Regions from separate parts of the Mus musculus genome. Here region 1 is linked to region 2. A link is a loop called in an ENCODE intact Hi-C map of the cell type or tissue named here. Cell type or tissue: left cerebral cortex. All regions are shown on one strand. Links, peaks and the distances in the headings refer to the core of each region. The heading gives the core; the rest is flanking DNA.

What was found. Hi-C counts contacts between places; a loop is a spot of excess contacts. Peaks named below come from ENCODE experiments on the same cell type or tissue, not always from the same donor. Only the 100,000 strongest peaks of a DNase experiment are listed, where the experiment ranks them.
Region 1: a loop joins it to region 2, with 7 times the contacts of the local background. A loop is called at or near these places in 2 of 42 quality-filtered maps.

What each region holds. Positions count from the first base shown.
Region 1 is chr1:60,844,176-60,847,096 of GRCm38, reverse strand. No RefSeq gene overlaps it. Among named protein-coding and RNA genes, the nearest start is that of Gm38137, 18 kb to the left of the region's middle. In left cerebral cortex, for the core only: no CTCF peak of the experiment used is centred there; DNase peaks (open chromatin) are centred at 1,226 and 1,562; H3K27ac peaks cover 2,085 bases.
Region 2 is chr1:60,794,499-60,797,419 of GRCm38, reverse strand. All of the region lies in intron 1 of 2310016D23Rik (a long non-coding RNA gene), which reads right to left. Among named protein-coding and RNA genes, the nearest start is that of 2310016D23Rik, 17 kb to the right of the region's middle. In left cerebral cortex, for the core only: no CTCF peak of the experiment used is centred there; a DNase peak (open chromatin) is centred at 1,456; H3K27ac peaks cover 613 bases.

The DNA of each region.
Region 1 (2,921 bases), core at 153-2,652, 50 kb before region 2:
TTTTTCACAGAAAATCTAGAGTTCTCTAGGATATAAAGTTAGGATTGGCTCCTGTTCCAGACACAAGGTCAAACAAGATTTCTGACGGGCTTGCTTCATGAGGTTCAATCACCCTTCACCCCTTTGGCATGATGCATATGCATGAGATCACTAGGAGACTGTTTATTTAGTATCTAAGCTCTTTACAATGTATTTCAAGATAAATATAATCACTGAAGAAGTTACACAGCTTGAAAATTCTGGCACTAATCTTACAGCAGTTCTTACAAAACAAGTTTGCAAATGATCCTTTCTAGGGGTGGGTGGAAGATTCAAGACAGGGTTTCTCTGTGTAGCCCTGGCTGTCCTGGAGCTTTTGTAGACCACGCTGGCCTTGAACTCAATGCGATCCCCCTGCTTCTGCCTCCCTGATGCTGGGATGAAAGGCTTGTGCAGTGATCTCTTGATGCTTCTGTTTCAGGTAACATATTCTCTATTCTTTATTCCTCTTTCTTGCCTCTTTTTTTTCTTGTAAAGTTCATAACCATCATCCAAACTTGTCTCTCTGAAATTTGAGACCCAAATCTGATCATAGGCATATTTTCTAGTAAGCAGACAGGCAGCAGGCAAACAGAGCAGACTACTGAGCCTCCCGAGCCCCTGCTCAGAGACAATTCCTTAAAGCCGCAATCCTCAAGCCAGGATGGAACTATTAGCTATGATTACACTCAAGCCATGACCATCCCTAACTGGTCTCCGATCCTGTATATCCTTCCCACTTCTCATTGCTGCAAACCCGAGTGATCCTTTAAAAAGCAATTCTGTCCTCCATGAACTTGGGTTGGAAATCTTGCAGCGTGTCCTGTTGTCGACAAGATGGTGTCCAAACTCCTTTTAGAAAGCACCTGAGGTTCTTCAGGTTCTGAATCCCACCTCCTGCTCTGACCTGATATCTCAGTGTCCACCCCGCTCCTCACCTTTGGATCCCTCTCTCTGTGAACTACAATTTCAACTGAGTAGTTTCACGATGTCAGATGACCACAGAACTCTTAAGTCAGTGACCTATATGTTTAAAACTATTTGAATGCTTACTACTGTGTGGCTCTGGTTGAAGAAGAAACAATTCTTGAGTCCTTAGGTTTCCATTTCCTGAGATCTCAAAGTAGTCTCTAATCCATCCTTGCCCGCTGGCTCCCACAGTGGCTGTGAGCCACCCACCACCCACACTCTGCTCTCTGAACAAGATGCTTTTTATGATCTAGAGCAGCACATTCAGGTTGCCAGAGCCACAAGCAGGAGAGTGCAAGGTATGGTCCTGAGTCATAGTCTCCCGTTCCCCTTGGAGCATCTGAGCTGTTCTAGCTCAATATCTTAAAATAAAATAAAATAAAATAAAATAAAACTAAGAACACAATCATGCAGGTGATGAGGTCCACACTGAAATCCCCCTCCCCCCCCCCCCCCCCCCCCCCCCCGTATCTCATAGACCTCAAGTAAGTCATTTGCCATGGTTTTCACAGTCTCATCAAAAACTAGTGAGCTGCTGAGTTTTCTAAGGCGAGTATGTTTCTCCAGCTGGGACACGCCCACAAGACAATTGCTTGGGTGGTGTTTGGCAGTGAAGGCGCCTAAGCCCACACCACATCATACTTTAACAGCAGTCAAGTAAGAAAATTTAGAGAAGCAGAGAGAGCTAGGGTTAGTATTTTAATGGCTTCTAAAGTCAGTATTACATTTACTAAGGCTCAGAATTTATCAAAGAAGATGATCCCCAAAGCACGGGCTCAACTATGCCCTGAGCACACAGGTCAGGTTGCTGTCTGTTTTCAGATGTGTTACAAAGAAACAAAACATATGCCAAGGATTTCTAATGGTTAGAGTTTAGAATTTTAATGCAAAATTTAGGGTTTTATTCTTTTAAATAATGATGAGGGGTTCCAGGTAAACTATAAACTACACCTCACTCGTTCATTGGCATTTCCTTTCTGCTTTCTTGGGTTGGAGGACAATGTTGTGGATTTGATTTAATGCTTGCCTTATGGGTTCCCAAATTACATGAGAATCCCGAGTGTTAGCTGCTAAGGGTCCTTGCCCCAACTGATTCTAATTTGTAAATAAAGTTGCTGGGCAGGGAGATAGAGATGAGACTAGATTTTCTGGACAAGGAAACTAGGAAAAGGATTTGGAATCATCATGCCAGGGTTTGAGAGCCATGGAAGAAGGGTGCCAGCCATGTAAGAGCTTCGGAAGACAGAGTGGATCTGGGTAGCAAAGATTGAATAATTTTAGTAAGCAATAATTCAGGAGTATCAGAGTGTAGGCCTTGGCTACTAGATGAAATTTGAGAGTGGCTCTGCCATTATATTGTTTAAGGCATGTTAAAATAGAAGACTCTGTCTGTCTGTCTGTCTGTCTTTCATTCAATAATCCAGAACATTTTGGCAGGTGGTGGGTTGGTGAGGAATGTTGCAGGGAGATTTGAATAGGGTTAAGTGAATAATGTAACAGGACAAAGCTAAAATCTCTAAGATTCCAAAGAGAAGGCCCAACCGATACCTTTTTTGGCCACCTACATGCTACTTAAACTATTTCTTTAGGACTAAATGTCTCACCCCCCTCCCTGCACACCACTTCAATTTCAGCCATGATGGGCAGTTTTATGGTAACTCAAACCCCTCTTCAGTATCTCACCTGAAGCATCTGCCAAGTGGATTGCTTCATTATTTCTAAATAAAAGCTTTATTGGGTAAACTACACATTCACAGATCTTACTGTTTAAAAGTACTTAACGGAGTGCTTTTACTGTACTTTCAGTATTGAACACTGGTCATTACTGCTTATTCAGAGAGCTGCTGTTTGTTTGTTTGTTGGTTGGTTGGTTGGATGGTTAGTTGGTTGGTATCCTTTGTCAGTTTCCCTTCTTTCAGATACCCACCTTGGGC
Region 2 (2,921 bases), core at 241-2,740:
CTATTTATATAAAATATTCAATGGTACAAGCCTACCAGAAAGTAGAACTTTCAATACTTTTAACTGCAACTTCTCTGAGTACATGGTTGGTGCTATATACTACATCTGGGCATTTTATTAGAAGTTCCTGCACTGAACCCCAGCCCATCAATGTGGCAAACAGTGTTTTCTCTCTCTCTCTCTCCATTTTTTGCCATATGAGGACATACCAAGGTGTCCAGAGAGTGAGCCCTTACCAGACAGGTATCTTGGACTCTCCAGCTTTCATGAGAGTGAGAAATAGATGTCGATTCATGGTAATTTGTCTTGGCAGGGCGAACCAAAAATAGGTAGAAGCCCAGCTAAATGCCATTAAAGCAATTAGATGTAACTTAGACAGATGTGGGTTGCACTAAAGGGGGTAAATGAAAGACTAAGAGGCTCCAGAACAAACTGCAAATTTGCCAGAAAATGAAGTGACCTCAATGTTAGTTTCACCCCTAGCTGTTTGATATGAAGTTACTAGTTATTGCAAAAAGAAGCAAATCGGGTGTTCTGTGTTTAAAACAAAACAAAGCAAAAAACTTAAATACCTTTTTTACTTAGAGTAAATGAGTTTTCCACAAAAGGAAAGCACGTGTGGAAAAAAATATATTATTAAAATGGCTTCAACAAGCACAGGGAATTAGAACCTCCAAAAATATGTTTGCATGGCATGGTATAGAAGATTAACCTTCAAATAACCTCATTTCTCTAGAAACTCTTTCTGGCCACCTGAGAGAAGATGAGATAAAGAACTATGTCACTATGTTATAGTCATAGATACAAAAAATATGTTTAAAGTCTTATTTTCAAATTCTTCTATCGACTTGTGGACTTTTTTTTTAGGTATATATCAGTTGTACAAAGGAGTTTCATAATGGCATTTCCATGCAGTGTGACATATTATTTATACTTGAATAAAAATAAAATTTATGGCATAAGTATATCTTAAACCTTTTAAGCATTTGTTAACTATGCAGAAAAGTACAAAGCAAATGTATATAGCTCAGAAAATCTGTAGTAACCAGCACCCAGTTCAAGAAGCAGAACACTGTACCTTCCATAACTCTATTGCTCCATTACCATTAACAGATGGCTGGATGTGCGTGATATTTATATTCACTTGTCATTTATAATTTGCCAGTATTTTTACTCTGCATGAACATTATATTGTTGATATACGATAATAGACATATTACTAGTTTGTTGTTTTATGTTTTTGTCTATTTAGTGGATCTCCATTGATCTTTCTTTATCTCAAGTATCACAAAGACTAGGACTGAGCCTGCCCATCGTCTCCCCTTGCTGACACCCTCTGCTCACAGCCTCCCTCACTCCTGTGCTTCGGCAGGTCTGTCATAAAGAAGCTGCACTGCCCATATGTTTCCCACCCACCACCTTGGTCTAAATTTGGTTCATACTGTTACTCTCTCACATAAACCTAACTCTTTTTTTTGTAACACCTACCATAGTCTATAATTGCATATATATTCATGAGTGTGTGCATGCCTGCTGATCATCTTCATCAACTTAAAAGCTCCATGAGGTGAAGAAATTTAAGTGTTCTCTTAGTATTTCCTAGCCAGCATGAAGCTCATCCAAGACAATCAGTGGGTGTTCAAGGGAAAAAGAAACGGAAAGAGGGATGAGAGGGGTAAAATAATAAACTTCACAGTGATGACTGACTCAGAGATCTATGCCTCCCTAGACTTGCTCCTCTGTAACACCCCATAAGGCATGTGTAGCTGTATTCCCACAAACATATTAATAACAAAATGAAGTGCATCATCCTTCCTCTGTCTGATACCAGCTTTCTCCTGTGCATCCTGACCTTGCAGGGTGAAACACCATCTACCGTCACAGCAGTCAGAACTCAGGAGTGACTTGTGTCCCTCTAACTTTGAGTGAGCCAGCCTTTCCCTCAACTGAGTACCTTCCCAATCAGCCAATCTCCAAACCAAATCCTTGCCTCATTTCTGCAGTGCCTGCCACAACTTCTTTCATGTGCTAGCAAAGAGTCCTTCCAACACTTTTGACCAGGTTCCTCTGGTGCTTAAAATCTTTCCAGAAGTGTGAGAGGTAGTAGACGCCTTCCATAGTAGAGAGTCAATCCATTTTGTCAAGTTTAACAAATCAAGAAATAGGAATATAAATATATTGAGAACTACAGGGGTAAATAGGAACTATTTTAAAAATGGTTAACTTGTAAATAATAGAATTGCAGACAGGGGACATGAAAAAGGAAGATATTTCGTTTTTATTTTTATAGCCTTGGGTACTGTTAGAACATTGATTATACTCTGTGGCATGTAGTTTTTCCTACCTTGCTTTAAGCTCCAGACAGACCACACTACCAGCCCCTACCCTGATTCCCTTGGATCCACAGATAAAACACACACACACACACACACACACACACACACACCAGTTAATCTTAAAAATGCCTTTGCTAACTCAATTACTGGACACTACTAAACCTCCTCTGCCACCCTAGGCATAATTGGATAGAGTGACTATTGGCTACTCCAACTGAAAATGCACATAGCTGGTTGGCTTTATCTCCTGTCACTACTGCCTCCTTCTCCCCTCTCACACCCCTCCTCCACCCCTCACCTCTCACCCCACCCCACTCCTGTCATCCCTATTCTCCCTGCATCTTCGTCCCAGGAAACTCTAAGTGTCCTGCCCTGTCCTCAGTCATTGGTTGCTGGTATCTTTATTGATCAATCAAGAACCAGTTGGGGAGTCTTCCATTAGCAGCCTTCAGAAGAAGATGTAGAACTCTCAGTTCTGCCTGCATCATGCCTGCCGAGATGCTGCCATGCTCCTACCTTGATGATGATGGACTGAACCTCTGAACCTGTAAGCCAGCCTTAATTAAATGTAGGTCTTTCTAAGGA